3 separate regions of the Mus musculus genome follow, and all the other regions are linked to region 3. A link is a loop called in an ENCODE intact Hi-C map of the cell type or tissue named here. Cell type or tissue: left cerebral cortex. All regions are shown on one strand. Links, peaks and the distances in the headings refer to the core of each region. The heading gives the core; the rest is flanking DNA.

Region 1 (7,988 bases), core at 2,020-6,019, 1.9 Mb before region 3:
CTGTGTGTGTCTGTGTGTAAGCTGACGACGTGGGTTGGTGTGTGGACTAGAAGGCACCAGGAAGACCGCAGCTGCCTCTCTCTGCAAAGTATACGGTGATTCCCCACGCCTGGCTTTACATCCTATCCCCAGTTGAAATCAAATCACTGCCAAACTTTTCTCTTTCTAGAGGAAGACACCCTCTAAACACCAGGGCTACCACGGCTCAGCCCTGGGCGCCGCCGCCGAGACTTAGCGCGGGCTCTGCGGGCCTTGATGCTCTCCGGTCGGACTCAAGCTAGTCAATGACTCTAAAGAGCTGGGGCTGCTGGCCCCGCCCCCGCCTGCCGTTTCTCCGCCTCCCATTGGGCGTGGGCCGAGAAGGCAGGGTCTGGCTCCCCACGCCGATTGGCTGGCAGAGAATCAGTATCAATGTTTAAGCGGCGGCGTGAGGTGAATAGAGTCAGTCAGCAAGAGACGCTGGGGAGAGAATCCGGACTGCGAGCCCGGCGGCTGCCGCAGCGGAGGAGGGCGGCTCGGAGACGGTACTCCAACTGTTGAATTGAATTTTTCACCTTCCATTTCCTCCGCGTCTTGGCTGGCGGAGATGGATTTATTCGGTTTGAAACCTGCACGTCTTTCTCAGGCTTTGGGGTGATCCTGACAGGCACCGCACTAGACTGAAAGAGACCACTCGTGACAGAAAAAAAAAAAAGGAGGAATTAAAATTTAAAAAAAACCTCCACAACAGACTGCACAATTAGCTATGCACACCGATGCTGGACTTTGTGAACAGAGACCGTTGGGAGGAAAATCTTGAACTATGATCCTGGGCTAAGCTGTGAATCATTACTGGAAACGTGCCCCCACCCCTAAGACTGAGAGATTTGGGGGCATCTCACGCCTAACCAAGTGGAAAGGTTTTTTTTAAAAAACAAATAAATATTCGTAAGCAAAGCAGACGCCTTGTTTTGCAGAGCCTCGGACTCCGGCCGAAAGAGGTAGAGTAAAAGTGTTCCTGGATTCAGCTTTGCCTTCCTCCCCCCACGCTTTTTCTCGTTTTTCTTCCCCCACCCCCGACGTGATTCCGGCTTTTTTGTTGTTGTTGTTTGTTTTTTTTTTGTTTTTGTTTTTGTTTTTCCTATTGAGTGGTCAGAGAAAGCCTTAAGAAGAAGCCTCAACTAAGGACTGCGAAGGGAGGACCGTGAGGGGAGAGTGAATACGATTCGTTCCGCTGCTTCTGACTCATCCCGCAGATGAGAACACCTGCATTTCTGGATGTGTCATTCCCGTATACCGAGGCGCTGGGAGAAGCGGAAATAATGTGTAGATCAACCCGTGCCTAACCTCCCCTCGGAGGTGGAGGAGGTAGTTTCCCCGGGTGGGCGCCCTGGCAGAACCGCGGTGGCTGCAGCTCCTCACCCTCTCTGCCTTTCCCAAGTCGACCAGAGACCGTGTGTGAGCCAGACTGCAGAATGCATCACGCCAAGCCTTGATGTATTCCGTCGACTCTACTCCTCCAATTTAAAATAATAATAATAATAAGGGGGGAAAAAGCCTACACTGTTATTCTCTTCAAATATTCACCACTCTTGTTCCTCGCCAAGGTTTTCCTTTCTAGATGAAAAGGAGGCTGGGCCACTGGAAGGAGGTGCTGAATAGAAAGAAAAGAGAGCCACTTGACAGCCCAGCCCTGTGAATGCAGAGACTGTTTCCCTTCTAGCGAGAGACAGGGCAGTGTGTGTGTGTGTGTGTGTGTGTGTGTGTGTGTGTGTGTGCTAGGACTGGGAGGGTAGCTCCCTCCTCCTTTCTAGTCTGCCCTCCCCCCTCCCCCCCCCCCTCAAATCTGCACGTCTAACCATGAGTTGCCTGTTGATTTCCTTTCGCCTGGCAAGAAAAGCAAACTGGAATTAAACTGCAGGGAGAGAAGTCTTTGCTTGCTGGAAGAGGATGGGATGGTAGTGGCGGCTCCCGGATTGGCATAGAGACACACCAGAGTGTTCTACGAACAGAGGCGGAGATATATCTCTATATTTTTCTCCTCCCAATAGGCTCTCGGCGCAAATGCTGATCAGGCTGTGGCTTTCTTGATTTTGGGGGAGAACCCTCTCCGAGGAAGAGAGGGAGGAGCTTGGTAGGGGGAGGAAACTACAAATCGGGACACTTTTTTTTCCTCTGCATTTCCTCCCCTCCCTCTGGCTGCTCGGAAAGAAGAGAGAAAAAGAAGAGGGAGAGAGAAAAAAAGACTTGGCTCGGAGATGCAGTCCGCTGCCGCCGCCGCCTAAACCAGCAAGGCAAGATTAGATCTTTAAATGCAGCAATACACTGCCTGAAAGCCGAGCATCCTGCATAGCGAGCAGACATTTCTCCGTGTGCCAGGGCAGCCTCAAATATACATATGTATCTGTGACTCTTTCTTCGTCCCTATTCATTCCCATCAATCGCATCACCGAATAAGAGTAACTAAAGGATTCCACTTTCTGATCTGCCTGGAGACACACCTCCCGAAGCCCTCCCCCACCGGATTTGAAGAGTATTCTGTAGGCTGCCGGAGGGAGTGGATTTTGCAGCGCCTAGCGGGAGTGAGGAAAACCAAGCAATTCTTCAGCTCATTATCATCTCTTCCAGACTCCGATTTCCTTTTTATCGCCAGCCTCATCACGCAAGTTTGAACCTCCCGAAGTCCAGGCGGGAGAGACAAAGCCTTTAGCTTGCCTTCAGCCGCAGGGAGTCGCCGCCTGGCTCCGAGCTGCTGCAGCTTCGCTGCGCGGCTGCATCTCTCCCAGTGCGAATGCTGTAGATCAACAGGTTCGGGCAACTTGAGCGGAATAAGGAGAGACTGCCTGGTGCCGCAGCCCGGGTGCGGAGGGAAGGAAAGACTCGCAGACTTGTGGCTCGCTCCGAGCTCGTACGCTCCGCCCCGGTTCCAGACTGGCGCGCACCCACCAGCTAGCACCTCCAGTCCGGCTGCTCCTGTTCCCACCCCACCGGTCTGGGATGTACCTTTCCATCTGTTGCTGCTTCCTTTTGTGGGCCCCTGCCCTGACACTCAAAAACCTCAATTACTCAGTGCCAGAGGAGCAAGGGGCCGGCACGGTGATTGGCAACATCGGCAAGGATGCCCGACTGCAGCCCGGGCTTCCGCCGGCTGAGCGCGGCAGCGGCAGCGGGAGGAGCAAGTCTGGCAGTTACCGGGTGCTGGAGAACTCCGCACCGCATCTGCTGGACGTGGACGCCGACAGCGGGCTCCTCTACACCAAACAGCGCATCGACCGTGAGTCCTTATGCCGCCACAATGCCAAGTGCCAGCTCTCCCTAGAGGTTTTCGCTAACGACAAGGAGATTTGCATGATCAAGGTAGAGATCCAGGACATCAACGACAACGCTCCCTCTTTCCCCTCGGATCAGATAGAAATGGACATCTCAGAGAACGCGGCACCCGGCACCCGCTTCCCCCTCACGAGCGCACACGACCCAGACGCTGGCGAGAACGGGCTCCGCACCTATCTGCTCACCCGCGATGATCATGGCCTCTTTGCCCTGGACGTCAAGTCCCGCGGCGACGGCACCAAGTTCCCAGAGCTGGTCATCCAAAAGGCACTGGACCGCGAGCTGCAGAACCACCACACTCTGGTGCTGACCGCCCTAGATGGCGGGGAGCCTCCACGCTCCGCCACCGTACAGATCAATGTGAAGGTGATCGATTCCAATGACAACAGTCCAGTCTTCGAGGCTCCGTCATACTTGGTGGAACTGCCCGAGAACGCTCCACTGGGTACCGTGGTCATTGATTTGAACGCCACTGATGCTGATGAAGGTCCCAACGGAGAAGTCCTCTACTCCTTCAGCAGCTATGTGCCCGACCGCGTGCGGGAGCTCTTCTCCATCGATCCTAAAACTGGCCTGATCCGCGTTAAGGGCAACCTGGACTATGAGGAGAACGGCATGTTGGAGATCGACGTGCAGGCCAGAGACCTAGGACCTAACCCAATCCCAGCCCACTGCAAGGTCACAGTCAAGCTTATCGACCGGAACGATAACGCGCCGTCCATTGGTTTCGTCTCCGTGCGCCAGGGGGCGCTGAGTGAGGCCGCCCCGCCCGGCACAGTCATCGCCCTAGTGCGGGTCACTGACCGGGACTCAGGCAAGAATGGGCAGCTTCAGTGTCGGGTTCTAGGTGGAGGAGGGACTGGAGGTGGCCTGGGGGGTCCCGGTTCCGTCCCCTTCAAGCTTGAAGAGAACTATGACAACTTCTATACCGTGGTGACTGACCGTCCACTGGACCGTGAGACACAAGACGAGTACAATGTGACCATTGTGGCCCGGGACGGGGGCTCCCCTCCACTTAACTCCACCAAGTCCTTCGCCGTCAAGATTCTGGATGAGAATGACAATCCGCCTCGGTTCACCAAAGGACTTTACGTGCTCCAAGTACACGAGAACAACATTCCAGGAGAATACCTCGGGTCAGTGCTAGCCCAGGATCCCGACCTGGGCCAAAATGGGACAGTGTCATACTCCATTCTTCCTTCACACATCGGCGACGTGTCTATTTACACCTATGTGTCCGTGAACCCCACTAACGGGGCCATATATGCCCTACGCTCCTTTAACTATGAACAAACGAAGGCTTTTGAATTCAAAGTACTGGCTAAGGACTCAGGGGCGCCAGCGCACTTGGAGAGCAACGCCACGGTGAGGGTGACGGTTTTAGACGTGAACGACAACGCTCCAGTGATTGTGCTTCCCACGCTACAGAATGACACAGCTGAGCTGCAGGTCCCGCGCAATGCTGGCCTGGGGTACCTGGTAAGCACCGTGCGCGCCCTGGACAGCGACTTTGGAGAGAGCGGGCGCCTCACCTATGAGATCGTGGATGGCAACGATGACCACCTGTTTGAGATCGATCCGTCCAGCGGCGAGATCCGCACGCTGCACCCCTTCTGGGAGGATGTGACCCCAGTGGTGGAGCTTGTGGTGAAGGTGACCGATCATGGCAAGCCCACCCTTTCCGCTGTGGCCAAACTTATCATCCGCTCAGTGAGCGGCTCCCTGCCTGAAGGGGTACCGCGAGTGAATGGCGAGCAGCACCACTGGGACATGTCCCTGCCTCTCATAGTGACACTGAGCACGATTTCTATCATCCTCCTAGCGGCCATGATCACCATCGCTGTCAAGTGTAAACGGGAAAACAAGGAGATTCGCACTTACAACTGCCGCATCGCCGAGTACAGCCACCCTCAGCTAGGCGGGGGGAAGGGCAAGAAGAAGAAAATCAACAAAAACGATATCATGCTGGTGCAGAGCGAGGTGGAGGAGAGGAACGCCATGAACGTCATGAACGTGGTGAGCAGTCCCTCCCTGGCCACCTCCCCTATGTACTTCGACTACCAAACCCGCCTGCCCCTCAGCTCGCCCCGGTCAGAGGTGATGTATCTTAAGCCAGCCTCCAACAACCTGACTGTCCCGCAGGGGCACGCAGGCTGCCACACCAGCTTCACCGGACAAGGGACTAATTCGAGCGAGACCCCTGCCACTCGGATGTCCATAATTCAGGTAGGAGACTTTTAGAGTAAAGGGGACTTCACATAAAAGCTTTTGCTGTGCTGTCCTGAGACCTTTGGATAAGGGAAAGCCAGATGGCCAGCAATCATGTGTGTGGGGTAGGCAATAGTTAACTCAAAATGGTTCACATCTTTGACCCTGTGTGAATACCATTGGCTATTCAGAATCCCTCCCGGGTAAAAATAGCTAAAACACATGCCATACCTCTGCTGCATTTTTTCAAATTTATTTTTACACATTTTCAAATGGTAACAACAGTCAATAGTTAAACTTTATTCTATCTGCAGGACTATATTTCTTTCCATAACAGGGTTCCCAGAGTAGGAAAAAAAAGTTAATTTCCTTTTAATGAGTTTTATTCCATTAAAACGTTTTATGCTGATATGAAGTTTATATTCCAAATTGAAGCTAACTTCTTTAGTATGGAATAGTCACCATGTCAGGACTCTAAAGCTGTGAATCAGCTTGAACCAAGTTTCACCCTCTGATAAATTAGATTTATATTTTCACCCTCTGATAAATTGGTTTTACATTTATAAATTATTTATATTTTGGGGCACGTGAACCCCATTCATTCCTTAACTAAACTTTCAGCTTCAGCTTTGGAAGTGTTCTTCACATCCTAATGTGCTTTGTACAAGTTAGGCACAGTGACAAGAAAAAAAAAATCTTTGAAAAGAATTTCATTGTTTCCAGGTTTTCCAGTGAGCTTCCTGTAGTCACTGAGGGATGAAAACTATGCCCAAAGTATCATAAAGTCATTTTTATGCTATTGATGACAGGAAATTAAATTGCAGTGGATCCCACGTGACTTGTTTCTTGAACAGGGTATATTTTCAAGGTATCTACACATATTATTAAACATAAGATGAAAATAAAACCATTACCCAAAGCCATAGACATTAATTTTTGCAAAGATGACTGTACTGGGATGATCCAGTCACCTCCTTGTTCTTTTATTCACTACTGTTGTGTCACAGAAAAATATAATTCTTGGGTATCATAATACTTAGAACACATGTTGTTACAAACTCCTCTGAATGAGCAGGCATTGACGTTTGCACCTGAGTATAAAAAATTGACACGTGTGTGTGTGTGGGGGGGCGCAGTTTAGTTTGAGGTAAATGGAAAGTCATTGGCCTTACTATTATGCTTTGCAAAGCTTGTCTCAGCAAAGTTACTATTGCTCAGATGGAGTGTTGAAGACCCATAGACCTGCTAATATAATCCCCTCCCATGCCCTAACACTAAGCAGAAAACATTTTCTCTGACAGCATAGTGTCCATGTGAGCAAGGCTTGCCAAGTACAATGTAATTTACTATTCAAGTATAAAATGCCATTTTTATAATATTCACTGTATATGAGTAATCATGTAATCATGGACTTAAAGTTTATATGAAACATAAAAGAAATTCTCAACTATAAAAACTTGGCTTCTAAAAATGTCTTCCTGTAACTGCGTGAAACTGGTATTTATAAACACTAATATCTCTATAGAGGGAATAATGATTAAATGTTTGTTTATAGATGTGATGTAGTCATTTTGGAATTGCAAATATTTTGTACACCTGTTCTATATTTATGCCACTGACAAAGTTGTCACAAAAGGCTAATACTTAATCATCTACTTTAAGGGCTGTGAGTTGAATTTTTATCTAGTTTCCAGCAGAAAAATAAATCTATAAAATCAAATTGGTGCAGTAAAATTGTCAGCAAGTGTGTCTTCTTAGACAAGTGAAGAGCACTCTTGAATAAAATATCCAAAAAATTGGAAGGATGTAGTGCTTGTACTATGTTAATTATATTGCCATTGAAGCTGGTTATTGGCTGTAAATCATAGTGGTGGGTCCTCACAAAGAGTGAAACCCAAACCAAGAAAAATCACATACTACCACAAATTTCAACAGTTTAAGTAGTATGTAAAAGACTGTCTTTGTATTCTTTTATGTCAAAAAAAAAAAAACTGTAACCCATTCCACCAAAGTACAAAATGGACTTTGGATTAAGTTTGTAATTTGACCAAAGTGTCTCAATTCCCTATGCTACTGCTGTCTTAAAAATTCTCCACTGAAACAGCTAACAGTTTCCTCTGTCTTCCTTCAGTCCTTTAAAAGATGGGTTATAGAATTCAATAAATTAATATCTTTGGAAATGTACCACATTTCTCTTATATTTATTATAAAAATCATAATAAATTAGCCAATTGATGTGCCTCCCCCCCTTCTCTTTTCCCTCAACAATTGGGCAGTAATGCATATTGTGCTCAAGTGGAATGAAGGAAGTCTGCAGGAATTCCATAGTCTTGTATCTAGCTCATTTGTTAGCATTTGCATCAGTCGGCCTGCCACTTAAATATGCTACTAATTTCATGTCTCTTTCTTAAAGTAGACTCGTATTCCCCCAAATCAAATTGGATCAACAGCTTGTAGCTCTGGGTCATCTT
Region 2 (7,988 bases), core at 2,337-6,336, 380 kb before region 3:
TTATACTCAAACTACCAGGGACTCTGTTATCAAGACCTTCAACAAATCATTTCTCATATCAAGACACTTGGACGATTGCTGATAAAACAGAAATGGCTGTGGATACGAATGACTTAGTTTCAGAACATGGTCCTATAAGGAGGTCTCTGAGTGTTTGTGAGAGAACTCCTAGTAAAGAAGACCTCATTGTTTTCAAAGCATGGAATTGTTCTTGAAGTGTGTTTTCATGACCCTCCCAAGTGTAGCTGATGGGAGTGAATTTACTTACGATTATTCATTACAACTTGCTATTGTTATTCATTTACAAAACATGTATTTTTGCTGTGAGCAGCTTTCCCATTCTATGTGGCTTGCCCTTGAGATTGTACACTTTACTGATGTCACTTATTTGTTGTCTTCGTTCTCCCAGGCCCCACTGCCTTTACAGTGGTAAACAGTTAGCAATGTGCTTGTTTTACAAAACCAGAAACTCAGTCCTGATTTCAAAGCCAAAACCCATTTTAAAAAATCTATGTGTGGCTGCCTAAGAATGTTTTCTATTGCATGGTTGACATGGGTGATAGATGTCACAGTTGCTATGCTAAGCCACACAAATCCTGATTCTTCACAGAAAGATCATAGCAATATTTGTCATCTGTAATTAGTAATCTCAGCACTGGGGAACAGGGAACAGAGAAAGACAGAGCTACTTGGTCATTCAACATAGTCTATTTAATGTCTCTAAAGCAGCAGGAAACTCTGTTCTCCCACCCACCCCAAAAAATTGAGATGCCACATGAGAAACAACATTTAAAGTTGTCCTTTGGCTGCCACTCATGCACATATATGTGCATACATGCTCATTTTGTGTATACACACATATGCACACATTTGCTTGTTTCTGGGCTCACACACACATACACACAGTGGGGAGTGGAAGAGAAAGAGTAGATGAAAAATCTGGATTATGAAATCAAAATTCTGATAGGAGAATATAGTTTCTTAGTTTTCGTATAACCATATTCTAAACTGTTCAAAATATGTTTATATACCTAGGGACAATAAGGTATAAGCAAAAAGAATGAAAAAAATCACAAAATGTATTAGCATCATACACATGCTAATACTGCCATCAAAGCAAAGAACCTACCTTAAATAGACAACATATGACTATATTACACATTGGGTCCATCGCATTTCCTGGCATGAAGGCTATTTCCTTTTATCTTTCAGGCTTATCTGATATATATTTGATACACATAGAGAGATTCCCTAATATATCTGATTGCTTTGTGAATAAATGAATTGAGGGCTTATTTCAACACTACTGAGAACAGATTCACACACACACACACACACACACACACACACACACACATACATTGAAGCAATTAATCCCATATCTGACCCTATCAATATAATATTCCCTATCCAACAATATTTTTAAAAGCCAAAATTATTTTTGGAATTAATAATCTGAAAAATCGCCCTCATCCTGCCTGAAATTGGCCTTTTGTCTCATTTGGTAATATTATTCATTACTCAAAAACCTCATGAAATTCACATATGCAGAGGGAGCATTATTAGTTTTTGAAATATCAATGTGACCGCATTTCTCCAGTAAGTGGGCTAAAATAGATGGGTTTAGAAAAATAATAGTTGATAGGAAGTTTTGCTGAGCTGATATGAAACTCTCATTAAGACCCTAATGCCTGTTCTAGTATGCATTGGTTTATTACCTTCCAAGCATGTGTTTGGTTGGGAGTTGGGCTTTTTTTTGTTTGTTTGGTGGGTTGTTTTTTTTTTGTTTGTTTTTTTTTTTTTTGTAGACACAGACTTAAAGTCAAACACCCCGTAATTGACTGCTTATAAGTGCTTTCTACTGAGTCACTGACCTTGTTGGTATTTCACAGCTTGAGAGAGGGAACCACAAAACCCTCAGGCCACCACTGAAAGTTCATAGGAATGTTTGCCATTCATGTTTATGCTCAAAATGGTATTTGATGAATACAAAGTCTTCAAAGACTGTTAGATTCATTTACTATTCAGAGTCAAATGGATAAATATGGGCTTTTTTGTTTTGCTTTTCTATCCAATACTCAGATGGCGAGGTATTTTTACATTCACAGATATTTAACAAAGCTGAATGTACTGTATATCTTATTTTCCAGATATAGTAAATGCTGAGGTCTGCATTTTTAAATTTCTCTTAAAAAAAAAAAAACCCACAGCTTTCATCTTAGGGATTTGGTTATGTTACATTCATAGCATAGAGTAAAGAATCCTGTAAAACACACCCTCCATGAATTCAGAACCACCAAAAAGGGGATTTTTTTCAAAGGTGATCATGTATATCCATTGAAGTGGGCTTCTTTTTATAGAGTTATTTTCCAGCCTCATTCTCCCTATTCTCCCTTTGATCAGCACCCAGGTTTTCACAAGAACAGCTGCAGAGTCAGAGTCTTAAACCTAGAAAAACATATCAGCAGTTCTCTTATCCTACAACTTCCAACAGAGCGTAGTGGAAAGAAGCCTGCCCATGAGACGAGCTTTTCTCTGCACTGGGAATATGGTTGAGATGACGTCTCTAAAAGGTTCAGGAACTGGATACTTGGTGGCAGTGAGACATTATCGAGAGATGACAGAACCTTCTAGAAAACAGAATTCCTAGAAAGTGAAAGGCCATGGAAACTGCCATCCCTAGGTATGGTAACATGGTTTCACTCACAAGATCCCATCTAACTTGTAAATACAGGAGAGTAACAAAGAGAGCGTACCCCATACCCCAGGTATTTCTTTCACTACACATCTAGCATTCCTCTCTCAATTCTCTGCCAGAAATCTCCACCAGAAAGGTAAGCAAGTAGGGTCACCTGATCACATATAATCAGCCTTCTCAATGCTAAACTAATTTCCTTTGTAAAGTATTCAGCATCAGCTAATCAGTTACTAGGAAAGCAGACAGATATAACTAGTAATTTAATAATACTGGGAGCAAGCAAACCATGACCAAATGAATTTGTATCACAGCTTCCTGGAACTGTAGGCTATACTGCATCATCACCTTCCTGAAGGCACCTTTGATATTCCTTCAAATTATTTGGACTGCTACAATAATCATATTATTAATTTCAACAGTCCTTTCCCTGTAATATACCAGACAGGTAGAGGCTGTGGTAGGGCAGACACAAAATGAGGACTGAAAGCCAAAGTTTATCAATGAAGTGTTTCAGTCAATGACTTTTCTAAGAACTGAAAATGAAATTTTATTACATAGGAAGTTGAAATAACTAATCCCTCAAAAATCAAAGATTTACAGGTATAATGAAATGTACATATTTAGGTTAGACATCAGATATATAAAGGTAAATGTTGGCAATAAAAATACAGGAGGCTTTGCCAGTCTCCCTGGTCCCCACATTCTATTCTGAATCAACCTCAGTAGAAGACAACATCTTGCTATAGTCATTTACCTGTGGATAACTTGTCTCTGGTATATCTGGTATATCACTCTAAAGAATCCATCAGGACAAAGACAGGAAAGTGGGACACTTTACTCACAATGCTACTCAACATCACTACATCATTTTTTATATGAATTCATCAGTGAAAGCATAAACCCACAAAAAGATACTGTTAATAGTTTGATGCCGTTCCCTTTATGTGTGTGCCAAGAGGTACCTGGAAACATTAGGAAGAAGAAACCGACCTTACGAGCAGAATATGCAATGACTCAAATTAGTATTTAACACATTCAAATCCATGGTTAGCTTTCGAGATGTCATGGAGAGTATGGAAACAAAGAGCCCTCCTTTGGGGAGATGCTTATCTAATGACCCACTGACCTCCAAGCAAATGGGAAACTCTGGGACAGATGTACAGCCCACACATCCTCACCACGGGCCTAGGAACAGCCACAAGGCTGTCAGTATTAACTCTGATGCCCCCACTTTCACCCACTCTGCCTTTCATCACCTAAAGCTCTCAGCCAGAAAGTGGTCCACAGAGGCGGCCAGCGTTGATGTCAACAGATTATCAGGCCGCTTAGTAACATTCTCTTGCTAGGAACCTTTTTAAATCCCTACATTGGCAATCCTAATGCTCTGTTGATTTTTGTTACTTGCTGATAAGGCTTTTAATGGCCAAATCCCAGTATATTTTTAGATCTTTTGTCACCATGGGTCTCCTGTCACTCAGTTAGGTTGAAATCAGCAGGCTGTTAGTTTGCCTAGGGTATAATCTCAAGTCCTATGGAACAAGGGTTTGCAGCAAGCTGGCCTCCTGATTGTGGAATTTACTTTTGATTTTTATTCATTGAGCACTGTCATTTCTGCCTGGAAAACCAGAGCAAAAAAATTATATATCTATCTGAAGCTGTGTTAGAAATCTAAGAATATATTTAAAGGCATCCTGTATTTTTACATTGTGTATGTGTGCCTGTGTGGTGTGTTTGCTTAACACATCAAATCTTATTTCAAATATTTTAAGTGGCTAGTTAATTATCTATTTTTCCCCAAGGAGAGGTAATTAGCATCTCTTCTCAAACATGTTCTGAGTATTTCCTTAAGAAAGACAGCAGCAAATTTTCTCTTAGGGAAACTGAATGGACAGAAGGGAGTGGAAATTCTCAGCACATCAAGAAATATGGGTCTATTATCCATTAAAAGATACAGTATGGAAATTATCCCTTGATTACCACTGAAATGCTGTTTAACTGGGAGTTTCTGGTTAATGTAGATAAATCCCTGTTCCTAATCCCTAATGTGTTGCTGTGCCCTTCTTCTCTTCCTGCTTATTCAGTGACTATATTTAACATGACTAGAAAGGACTATGACAGAGAGGTGGGAAGAGATTCACCACAGTGGAGTACTAAGGAAAGAATGAGTAAAAACACAAAGGTGGACTAAGGAAGTACGCAGGAGGCACTCTATCAGGCAAAGTAAACATTCCATGAACTTGACCCAAGAAATGAGGACCTGGCCTTGCTCAATTTCGTGAGAATATAAAAGAAGACATCCTGTCAAGTTGTAATGCATTCTTGCCTTGAACTACAGGCAACTAAGGAATAATGAAAGTGGGAGAAATACCCTTTCCCAGGGAAAAGCACACTAAGTGGTTATCCAATTCCAAATGGTCAGCCCTGAGAACATACATAAAGTAATATTATATGGATTGAGCATTTATTTGTTTAGGAATATTATACAGGCACACACACACACACACACACACACACACACACACACACACACACACACATGATAACAATTAATGAAACAGAAACCACGATTTGAAAGAGAGCAAGAAGAGGTTTGTGGGAAGTCTCAGAGGGAGAACTACTCTTGTAATACTTTTTTTAAAAATTAAAAAGTAATTTTAAATATATTTTAAGGGTCTAAGAAGACAGATCAGGCATTCAAGAACTTGACTAACTGACTTAAGGAACTGAGCTTGGATGCCCAGCACACTAGCCTGAAGCCACAGAATTTACCTATAATCCTAGAGTCTATAATCCAGATGGGTTAGGTAGAAACAAGAGAATTTTTCAGTGTTCGTGACCAGCAAGTTTTGCTGAATTTTATAAACTCCAGGTTCAGTACAGACACAGCCTCACAAAAAAAGACAGAAAGCAACAGAGAAAAATAAAGAGTCAACCTTTAGTTAGCTTCCACACACGGGCACGCACATTGGCACATGTACACACAAACATCCACCCACACCCCAGATTTTAAATTTATCAAATTGCTTGAAAGATCAGTTTGGTATCCTTTTATTTCAGCTCTGTTTTAGAAGACATTTGAAAGATGAGCTCTGCTCCTAATGATAGACGAGACATGATAGACAGAAAAAGGTCATTTACTGAAATGTCATGACCAAAATCCACAGTTAGAACACTGTGCTAATAGGAGGCATGAGATTTTAGGGTCTCTACAATGTCATCACTGAATGAAAAGGGATGGAGAGCAAGATCGTGAAATGTAACTCTTACCTGTGAGATGTAGTAAGGATTAGGCACTATGAGTTTTCTGGATAAAGAATCCAGATATATACTAACAATCACTGTCTCATCAACATGCACTTGGGCTCTTAGTTGTAAGACTATACACTTTAAGTCCTATCTTCCAAATATTTTGCTTCTTTCATGACAGACAACTACTTCACCATCAAGAACTAATACTAATTCCCAAATCAAAAGTCAAAGACAGCCTGGGGATATGGCTCTGTTGGTAAAGTGTGTGCTACTCACTCATGAAGATCTACCTCTGTTCAATCCCTTAGGGCACACATAAAAAAGCCAGAAAAAGTTGTGTCCCACTTTAATCCAAGCTTTGAGGGAGTAGGCATGAGAGGATACTTGCACCTTGCTGAGCATCCAGTCTTTGAAATCAGAGAACGGTAGGCTCAGAAAGAGAGACTCTGCTTTAACAAAAATCAACTGAAGAGCAATTCAGAAAAGTACCCATTATTGACCTCTTGCCTTCACACATTATACACAGAGTAGACACTTGGTTGTGCATGTGAACACACACAGACACACACACACACACACGCATGCACGTGCTTGCTGCATGTACCACAAAGAATGAAAAGTAGGAAATATTGTATTGACCTTGACAGAAAAGGTGTATATAGGCAGTGACACAGCCAGTGCTCAATGAAGGAGCAAATTGCCTAATTGAAGAAAACCATTTGCTACTGTAGAGGAGACCGTCAGATCCACTGTATGGCTCTTCAGGATCCTCTTTTCTGTTTCAAATCAGTTTTCAAAGGAATTATTATGAGTCTGTAATGCCACACAAAGTGAACGTGGCCTGTAGGCCTCCCCTTCCTCATATGTTGTTGGCCAGCAGCCTATGAGAGTTAGGAGGAATGCAGAGTTTGGACAACCATGAGTATGACAGAATCACTTCAGGAATCAGCTTCAGTCAAGCAGCTCAGCTCTATTCAGGGTGAACAGGGGCTGTAGAGAACTTGGGGAGTAGGTTGGGATTTCCAGAGCACATTATTAGCTAGGGCAAAGGTGCTGGAAATGCTTAGATTTATATCAAGAGGAATTCCAGGCGCTTGCAGGACAGGTTCTTATCAGGAGAAAGAAAGTTGAATTGATAACCTGGACATAGGCAACTTTCCTCACAGGATTTTGGGATTATGGGTGGGAAGGACAGATTGGTCACAAAACTACCTAATTATCATACAGTAGGAAAGAACTGAGCAGGACTCATGTGCTGAATCATACAGTTCTTGTAGGAAGCTTTGTACAGGGTCAGCCTCTATATAAGGTCAGATATCTGTGCTTATAGACACTTTCCAGAAAAGATCAAGCAAAGGAAAGGAAGCTCTGCTGATAAAAGGAGTCCTCCCTTTTGTACCATGCTCAAAGAACTATCTGGACACGGTAGACTGCAAACTTAATATAATTGTGTTTGAAGGTTACAACAAAATTTCCTACTAAAACTCCAGCAAATCTTTGTTGTATAGTATTTTATTCAGTATTGATAATTTCTTTCAAACTAAACTTCATCCCTTATATTTCTGTTAAATTTCTCCAAAGTAAATAATAATTACAAAGAAAACTCCTTTTGATAGTCACATATTATTCTTTCTTCTTTTATTCATCAATATATTACTTGTTCATATTTAACTAGTAAACCAGTAGGTGAAAAGATAAAATCAAGTTAAGGAAATGTCTGAGAGATAGGAGAATAAAGATATTTCCTTAAACATGAATTGTTTTCATATAACACTTTATAGCAGTCCTGGTAAATTACCCACTATCTACATAATGACCAAAATGACTGCATAATAACTTTATACGACAATATAACATATGAAACATATGCAAATAAAATCATATACATACTACTGAAGTATTTGAAATCTCATTATCATACAATGTAAACACCCAAGAACTAATATTACTAATAAGATATTACAATATTCAAATATCTAACACACAAACTATGTTTCAATATTTAGATGATGTAACATTGGCACATTGGGAAGTCAGGCTT
Region 3 (7,988 bases), core at 1,487-5,486:
CTCTTTATCTTCATAGTGCTCCCAAATGAACTCAGGTTCTCACCCCAACCTCTGATTTTCCTCTATGATCCCTTTCTCATGGCAACTTGCCACCCTCTCCATTCTCTTTCTTACTTTTTTTTTATTATTTTATTTATTTGCATTCCAGCTGTTGACCTCCTCTTTGTCCCCCTCCCACAGTTCCTTCTTCCCTCTTGCCTCTGAGAGGGTGCTTTCCTCCACACATACCCCCCACCCCAGGCAGCCTCTTTCCCTGGGGCCTCATCTCTCAAGGATTAGGCTCATCTTCTCCCCCTTAGGCCAGACCAGGCAGTCCTCTGCTGTACATGTGTTGAGGACCTGGTATCATCCCATCTATGCTGCCTGGCTGGTGGCTATCTCTGGGAACTCCCTGGGGTCTAGGTTAGTTTAGACTTCTGATATTTCTTTAGGGTCACCCTACCTTTCAACTCCTTCAATCCTTCCTCTAATTCAACCATCGGGGTCCCTGACTTCAGTCCCATGGTTGGATGTAGGTATCTGTGTCTGTCTCAGTCACCTGCTGGTACTTAGGATATACAACCCATTCTCTTTCTTAACTCACACACTGTCTCTTGGATTTTTCAACAAACAGACTGTCCCGATTTCTCTCTCTCTCTCTCTCTCTCTCTCTCTCTCTCTCTCTCTCTCTCTCTCTCTCTCTCTCTCTCTCTCTCTCCTGTTTCCATTCATGCACTTCTCTTGTTCACTCAAGCATTGTTATCTTAAAATACACTTGTAGAAAAATACCTTGAGACATTTCCCAGTCTCTGGTATTCTAACATTATAAAACAAAATGTGTAATTAAATATTTATTAAAGATTAAATGACTATACCCATCCCAGTATACTATAATCACTATGAAGTGGTATCCCTTATATAAAACAAATTTTGCCCCACAATAACCTCAAGTATTCACTTACTTTTCCTATTAAACTAGACAAGAGGTCATAAGCAGCATTCAGTTTTAAGCTTAATAATAATCTCCAAAAATCAAGTTAGAGTCAAGCTAATGAAGAGGTAGTCTCAGGTTCTATTACTCATAGTTACAGTCAAGAGTGTAAGGGGTGCATCAAGTAGACTTAAAGGACCAGCCAAGGTGGAGTTGTCACCTTCCAGGACTACTCCAGAAAGTAAAGAAAACCATACATGCAATTTTTAATTTATTTCTTTGATTCATATACAAATATACGTTTATTTGTATTGTTCATATGAAGTCCAGAGGACAACACATGGAGTTGGTTCTCTTCTTCCATCAGGTAGTTGGCCCCAGAAGGTGAACTCCTGTCATCATGTTTTGCAGCAAGTGGCTTTACCTACTGTATCATATCAACACCACTGTAAAATGTTTATAAAGCAAAACAGCAATCGATTGATGGGTAGATATGGTATAAGTCCATAGAATGTGGCAGCAGACTTAAAGCAGGGGAAGTCTTTAGCCACAGCTCTAACCCCAGTACCCAGAGGTGTGTCTGGCATATAAATGACTCCATTAGTGGCTTGTTAGTGAATAAGTGGTCCACCCTCTCATTTCTTAACATTAGAATTTCTAGACGATATTTTTTGAATGACTAAACTCTTCTCTTTGAAGAGTCAGGCTGCCCTTAGAGGGATTAAAATCAAAGCTGCTAAAAAAAAATAACATAGTCTCATATATGAAATGGATTCTAAGATGAAAGTGGTGGGTTACTCAAAATAACCCCTTGCAGATAATTCCATATCCTATTTCTTTAGTTAATTGATATTACTTCTTGAAAATCAACTACAGGGTCCTTCACAAAGCCCTCCCCAACCCTGATTCCCATTGTTTATAACTCAACACTCCCCATAGTACTTCCAAAAGAGTGTAATACATTGTGAATATCTTTCATGATAGTGCTCACATTTTTAAATCCACTGATCCTCTCCTTGAGCCTCTAACTTCATTTAGGAAAGTAACATTGTCTTATTCTTGTAATAATTCTTAATTCCTAATATAGTATCTGGCACCTAGTAGATGCTAAATATGTTTCCGTCAAAGTGAACTGAATTCTTGAAGACTTTCATAGATGCTATCAATTTTATAACCTGATTCACTCATGCATTAGCTTTCAGCTAGTTTTTTTCAACTAATCCCTGTTCAAACCTGGGAGGAATGATAAGGTATCATTTCATAAAGACTTTCAGGACTACTTTCAAGGTACCGAATGTCATTTTGAAAGAATTCTAATCAATAATAGTTTAAATTAGATATCAGAGAATCCAATGCATACATAAGTGCTTGCAATATTTATATAAAGCTAAACTCAACAGCTTTTTCATTCCCTTTCCTTCATTTAGCGTGACATTTTAGCTGATCTTCCTGAACTGCTGAGTAGAGCAAGAGCATTTCTATTACAGCCTCTTTTCCTCTGTGGTGTTCTACCAACAGGTGTGTAGGATTCTTTATTTTATGTATATTTTTTCTTTGCTTGCTTTATTATAAAAAAAATTTACTTTGACTGGTTCTATTTCAATAAAGGCTCACTTGGATTGCATGTATAATTCAAATACAGGGCTGAGATGTCTCAGCCTGTGAAGTTGTCTGCCACCAAGTCTAACAATATTAGTTCAATCCATACATGATAGAAGGAGAAAACCAACTTTCCCAAGTTGTCCTCTGTTTTCTACACATATACTGTGGTGCACGTGCATGCGCACACACACACCACACACACACACACACACACACACACACACACACACACACACACGAATGCAGACAAACACACACAAATAAATGCAATTTTTAAAAGTTAATTCTAATGTGGGGATCAGTTATTCCCTCAGAACTATCTAATGTGTGATTAATAAAAAGGGTTTTCTTTTTTCCCTCAACTTTCATTTTCCTCTGGAATTCGGGGATTAAGGAGAATGTAACCCATCCTTACACTCACAGCAGTCAGGATATAGAGTACTGAGGAAATGCCTTACCCTAAGAAAGTGGAGTTCATGTGATGTATAGAGGGATGTGACAGCATGAGTCCATACACTCCATTGAGCACTCTTCAGGAAAGGTGAACGTGTGTTTCCTGGCTGCCTACTTGCCATAGATATTTAAACCACCACCATTCACAGAAACATTTTCCTTAAAAAATAAACTATGAACAAAGTATGCAAATGTTTAAGTAAATTCTCTTTAAGGTGATAAATAGGGAAAAAATGTCTGCAAGGTCTTTAACTTGTGAGATTTATCTTCAGAAAAAGAAGTAAAAGGTTAAGAGGGGGTCATTTTTCTGTTTTTAACATCTGTTAGATTTGTCAGAAGTATTTGTGTTTCTCACCATTTTACAGCGTGTTTTCCACATGTTTCTTCTCTAGTATCACATCTTCTTTCTCAAGAACAGTGCCCAGTGCTACAGACACACACACACACACACACACACACACACACACACACACACACACACACATCTGCATTCACATCTCAACATATAGTTCTAACAAGACTTCTTTAAAGCGTATTGTATTTTCCTGACTGATTTCAGTTGTATTCATTTCATTATCTCCAGTCATTTCCCATTTCCTAAATTTCTTGCCTCAATACATCTGACACTCTTCCAGGTTCTACTTTGGAATAACAACCTGCCGATCCCTGCTCTGCAGCAGCCCCTGCTGGCAAGAGACACATCTCTGATATGCCTGGGCTTTCTCAGCTGTGCCTGTCAAACCTGGTCCTTCATCCCCAGGGAGCCATGCCTCAGTCTAGCCACAAGTGACCATAGTCTAGCCAGGAGTGACTTAACAGTCAGAAGATCCTGGAGCCAGGCTGTGTGCCATCTGCAGGGTAGCAGCTGCACATTGTTACCAGGATGGAAGGAGAATGCCAGATGAATGAGGAAGTTCAGCACGACTTTTTGTTTGTTTCTCCAACACATAAAAAAAAAATTGAAGCTGTGACTAAAATGATAAAAGGAAATCAATGCAGAAAAACAGACCACCTGAAAATCTTCTCTTGAAGCACGCGTGGTGACATGATGTCAAAGAGACATTCTTTTCAGGGAGAAGGCATATTAAATTATGTTCGCACTGACTGCTCTTCCAAGGACTGTTGATAGATGCTTAAGAGAGGAAAATATCCCTCTCTGCTTGACCTTAAAAGCTGTCTTACCACAGGCCTTAGACATTCAAATAGGAGCATAAAACATTCTTTCATTGATCCCATAAAGTATTTTCAAGCTGTTCCCTTTAGCTTTTCCTTATCATTTGCCAATGCATAAAGACAAGGCATGGGTGCACATAGAAAGACAGATAGATAGGTAGGTAGGTAGAAGGATAGATAGATAGATAGATAGATAGATAGATAGATAGATAGATAGATAGATAGATAGATAGACAAATAGGTGGAGGTATAGATATATTGATTCTGAGCTGAAGAATAAATATATTCATCATTCAGTGTGACAGAAGCAGAGTGGAGTATACTCAGGTGATTGCAATTTGCTTTGCCTTGTACCCATGAAAACTCCTGGCAGTGGAAAGAAAACCGAGCAGGCAGGTTATGATAACAGAAAATAGCTGCTTTTTCTCACATTTATCATTATATGTAAGCCAATCTTTCTAAAGACTGTGAAATGCATACATTTGTAATAAATACACTACTCCTCTAAGGCTGGATTGAAAAGATAACAAGACTGGAGAACCAATCTACACGAACTCAAATTAAGTTGTGGGGAGAAAAAAAAAACAACAGGATGTTGATTGGGAGAAATGAAGGCCATAAGAACAATAGGTGACAGGAAACAGGGACCAGAAGACTGGCTTCAGGATTTGTAGTATGTGTCTATTTTAGTACAAGGAAATGTATCCTTAGGAGGAAGGGCGAATAAGCATTAAACAATGGAAGAAACGTTGTATTTTTGTACTCAATCTCAACAGGAACAGCATCCTTCACTAGAGTGACCTCAGAGGTCCCTCTACTCCACGTTGATGAATGGTGTCATTTTACCTTATATTTAATATGGAAAATCAAGTGTTCTTGTTCTTGAGAGATTGTTATGCAGGAAGGGAGTCCTGTAGGTCAGCCTGTGTTTGTTTAAGGCCCCTTGCTTAGCCATATCACATGATGGGCAAGGCCGAGTACCAGTGGCCACCAAGGCATTAATGATGAGACAGGATACGTAAGCAAATCTGCACAGTGTCACTTTGCTTTCCCCATCTGAAAATAAAATTTACCCGAAGAGCCATATAATGTCACAATTCAGAATGATAAAACTGAGCACCCTCTTAGGCAAAGTGTTCAAGCTGAGATTTGTAAAGAAAAACAAAACAAAACAAAAAAGACAAGAAGCTAACACAAAACACTGTGTGTTCCCTCAATAGACAACATAAACTTTCAAGTAGTGACAAAAGGCTTTGCCTTATGTTACCATAAGTGAAATCTGAGCTTGGCATGTCAGCGCACAGTTGAGAAACTGTCAAATCATCTGCCCTTCCTATGTAACTCAATTTGGTAGGCTCAAAAAAAAAAAAAAAAACCTACCCCCAAAATATCACTTCCATAAAACCATGCAGAAACATCACTCATATAATATCATCTCAGCAAGAGGAATGCTCCAGAAATTATTCATTGTTAATGAATTAATAATAGAAGTAGTATATTTATGTGCTTTTGTGTGGTTAAAAAAAATTAAGTAAGGTCTCATTATGCCAATGAGTACATGTTCCTTTGACAACCTCCTTGGCAGCGATTTTAAAAGTTGAATCTTGGGGGCAGGGGGAAATGTCATGAGATCTCAGCTTATTAAATTTTGTAAATCATAAGGCTTGTCTGCAAATGCAGAGCACTGAAGCTGATTTAGTTGTTGGCCTAGAAACTCTGCTGTGGGGACCATTAAACAGGTCCAGAGTTTAAGTCGCACAGTAAATTATACTCCAAAGACACAGAGACTTCACATCCTGTTTCTCGCTATATCTCAGAAGTCCTACGAGACAGGGTCAAGTTTTCACAGTGAGCCACCAGTGTAGCTGCTCTTGATGGAACTGAATCCATCGGGGACTACTGTCAAGTTCTGTGAGTTTTAATATCAAAAATGGAAAACTAAATTAAATTAGGCTTTTTCTCTATTTGAACAATCTTCACAGCCGGAATGGATAGAACCAATATTCTTTTTAGGTGATTCCAGCTTATACAGTCACTTTCAACAAGTAGCTATGATTAGAAACAGCAAGAACAATGTGCTTGGCAGTTTAAAAATAAATGTTTATCATTTTTAATCTTTTCCCTTAGAAGGAATAATGAACTGTCTGTAGCTACTATGACAAAAAAAAAGTTTAAGACCACAAATAAATGAGCCCATAAAGAAAGCAAAATTATATGATTTTATAGAGAAATATACTTATTTCGATGAAGTAGCTCAAAAAGTAATTAGACTGGCAAATACGCAGTCTGCGGGGTAGACAAACAGCTGATGGAGATCAAGAATAAGCTGGTCTCACAGCTGGAGGCCAACATGCAAGAGTGAGAAGTTGAAGACTTCTGCTACACTTGGATGTTTGCTTTAGTGAGGCCCTTTAACTCACTAAAATGTCTCACTTGCATTCTGGAGGGCACAGAGATCAATTCAAGTATACAGGCTTAAATGTAAATTCTGCCCAGAAACATCCTCACAGAAAACACCTCCTATAGCATGTCCCCTTAAAACTGAATATCAGCTTCACCTTAACAAAATGGCTTAAATTTTAAGGCATTTTGAAGTGTAAGACCTTAAGTGTTCAGTGGATTTTATATGTTCAGCTCTATGTTTGTCATTAATCTTAGTGACCTGAGTGACTCGAACAGACTGCTATAATCACTGAGTTTATTCACACACACACACTGTATAGATATGCATAATACCACATTGAAACTTTCATGTATATAAAAAAAGACCCCCTCCAGTCTTTGCACTCAGTGACAATTATACATTTGGAGGTAAAATGTTTTTTCTCTTTGTTATTATTATTATATTTATTTATATTTCAAAAATTATGGAATGCTTCACGAATTTGCACAGGGGCCATGCTAATCTTCTCTGTATCATTCCAATTTTAGAATATGTGCTGCCAAAGTGAAAGAAACATGATGAAACTAATCACTCTTTGTAGTAATTCTGCCATGAAACTTTCTAATGTTCTGTTTCTGTGAAATGTAAGCTGTTAACTGGTGGGTAAGAGCTTACTCGGTTATTTAAAGTTAGACTAATTCTTAAATATATTTCCCTTAAAAGCTAAAGTTTTGAAAGTTTCAAATATTCAACTTATAGCCAACCATTTCTTTAAAACTAGCTAAGAGATTATCTTAAACACATAAAGAGAAATGGTTTAAATTCTGCAGTATAGGTTTATCTTGTTTATATTTTGAAATTTTCCTATTCTATAGCTGGTAAATAGTCATACCATTAAAGTGACTGAAAACAAATATCCAGATTGCCCCTGGGGTTATGTTTTTAAATCATCATAAGAAGAAAATCATCGTATTCAAGATGACTATGGATGGAGTGCTCATCATAGCAGGCATTTTATAAATTACGGTCCATGATCAGCACAACACAGCCCATTCTGTAGACCTCATAAGCATGAAATCTTCACATAGTTTTCATGGCAAATTAGCCTCAACCAATTACTGTTGGTAATTCAAAATTTATGAAACCATTCTCACAGCAAAAGAAAATTAATGTCAATCACTTATTGAGCCCTCCCTATTGCCATTAGAGATTCTTAGTACTCAGTACTCTCACAGTGTTATAGGACTCAACAAATCATTCTCAAATAATTTTTTTCTAAATTCCCACTTGGATTTTTTATGTTAAGATACAAGACTCAAGTCTGGCAGATATGATTAAAATGTGGCTTGATATCAATAGAAGAAAGAAAGGGCAGAAATCAATACTGTGAAAGCTAATAAAGACAAATGTTCTCTGATTCACTAGGGAAGAAATAATGGATGCAAAATTGAATATGATTCAGCAGTG

What was found. A loop is a pair of places that touch in the nucleus more often than their neighbours do. Peaks named below come from ENCODE experiments on the same cell type or tissue, not always from the same donor. Only the 100,000 strongest peaks of a DNase experiment are listed, where the experiment ranks them.
Region 1: it touches region 3 in a loop (3-fold over the local background); 6 of 42 quality-filtered maps call a loop at or near these places.
Region 2: it touches region 3 in a loop (2.1-fold over the local background); 2 of 42 quality-filtered maps call a loop at or near these places.

The regions. Positions count from the first base shown.
Region 1 is chr14:84,443,119-84,451,106 of GRCm38, forward strand. It overlaps Pcdh17 (protocadherin 17), which reads left to right and starts at 445. Exons shown (of 4, transcript NM_001013753.2): 1 at 445-5,535. The coding sequence starts at 2,977. Gm32498 (predicted gene, 32498) reads right to left here and starts at 286. Exons shown (of 4, transcript NR_168882.1): 1 at 1-286. In left cerebral cortex, for the core only: CTCF peaks have their summits at 2,580, 4,048 (motif pointing right) and 5,128; DNase peaks (open chromatin) are centred at 2,089, 2,467, 2,844, 3,632 and 4 more places; H3K4me3 peaks cover 4,000 bases; H3K27ac peaks cover 3,087 bases.
Region 2 is chr14:85,926,652-85,934,639 of GRCm38, forward strand. No RefSeq gene overlaps it. Among named protein-coding and RNA genes, the nearest start is that of Gm32729, 240 kb to the right of the region's middle. In left cerebral cortex, for the core only: no CTCF peak of the experiment used is centred there; a DNase peak (open chromatin) is centred at 4,720.
Region 3 is chr14:86,304,290-86,312,277 of GRCm38, forward strand. It overlaps Gm32860 (a long non-coding RNA gene), which reads left to right. Exons shown (of 4, transcript XR_383673.4): 3 at 2,338-2,428; 4 at 3,601-3,909. It also overlaps the pseudogene Gm23926. Among named protein-coding and RNA genes, the nearest start is that of Gm32815, 8.4 kb to the left of the region's middle. In left cerebral cortex, for the core only: a CTCF peak has its summit at 3,658 (motif pointing left); a DNase peak (open chromatin) is centred at 3,656.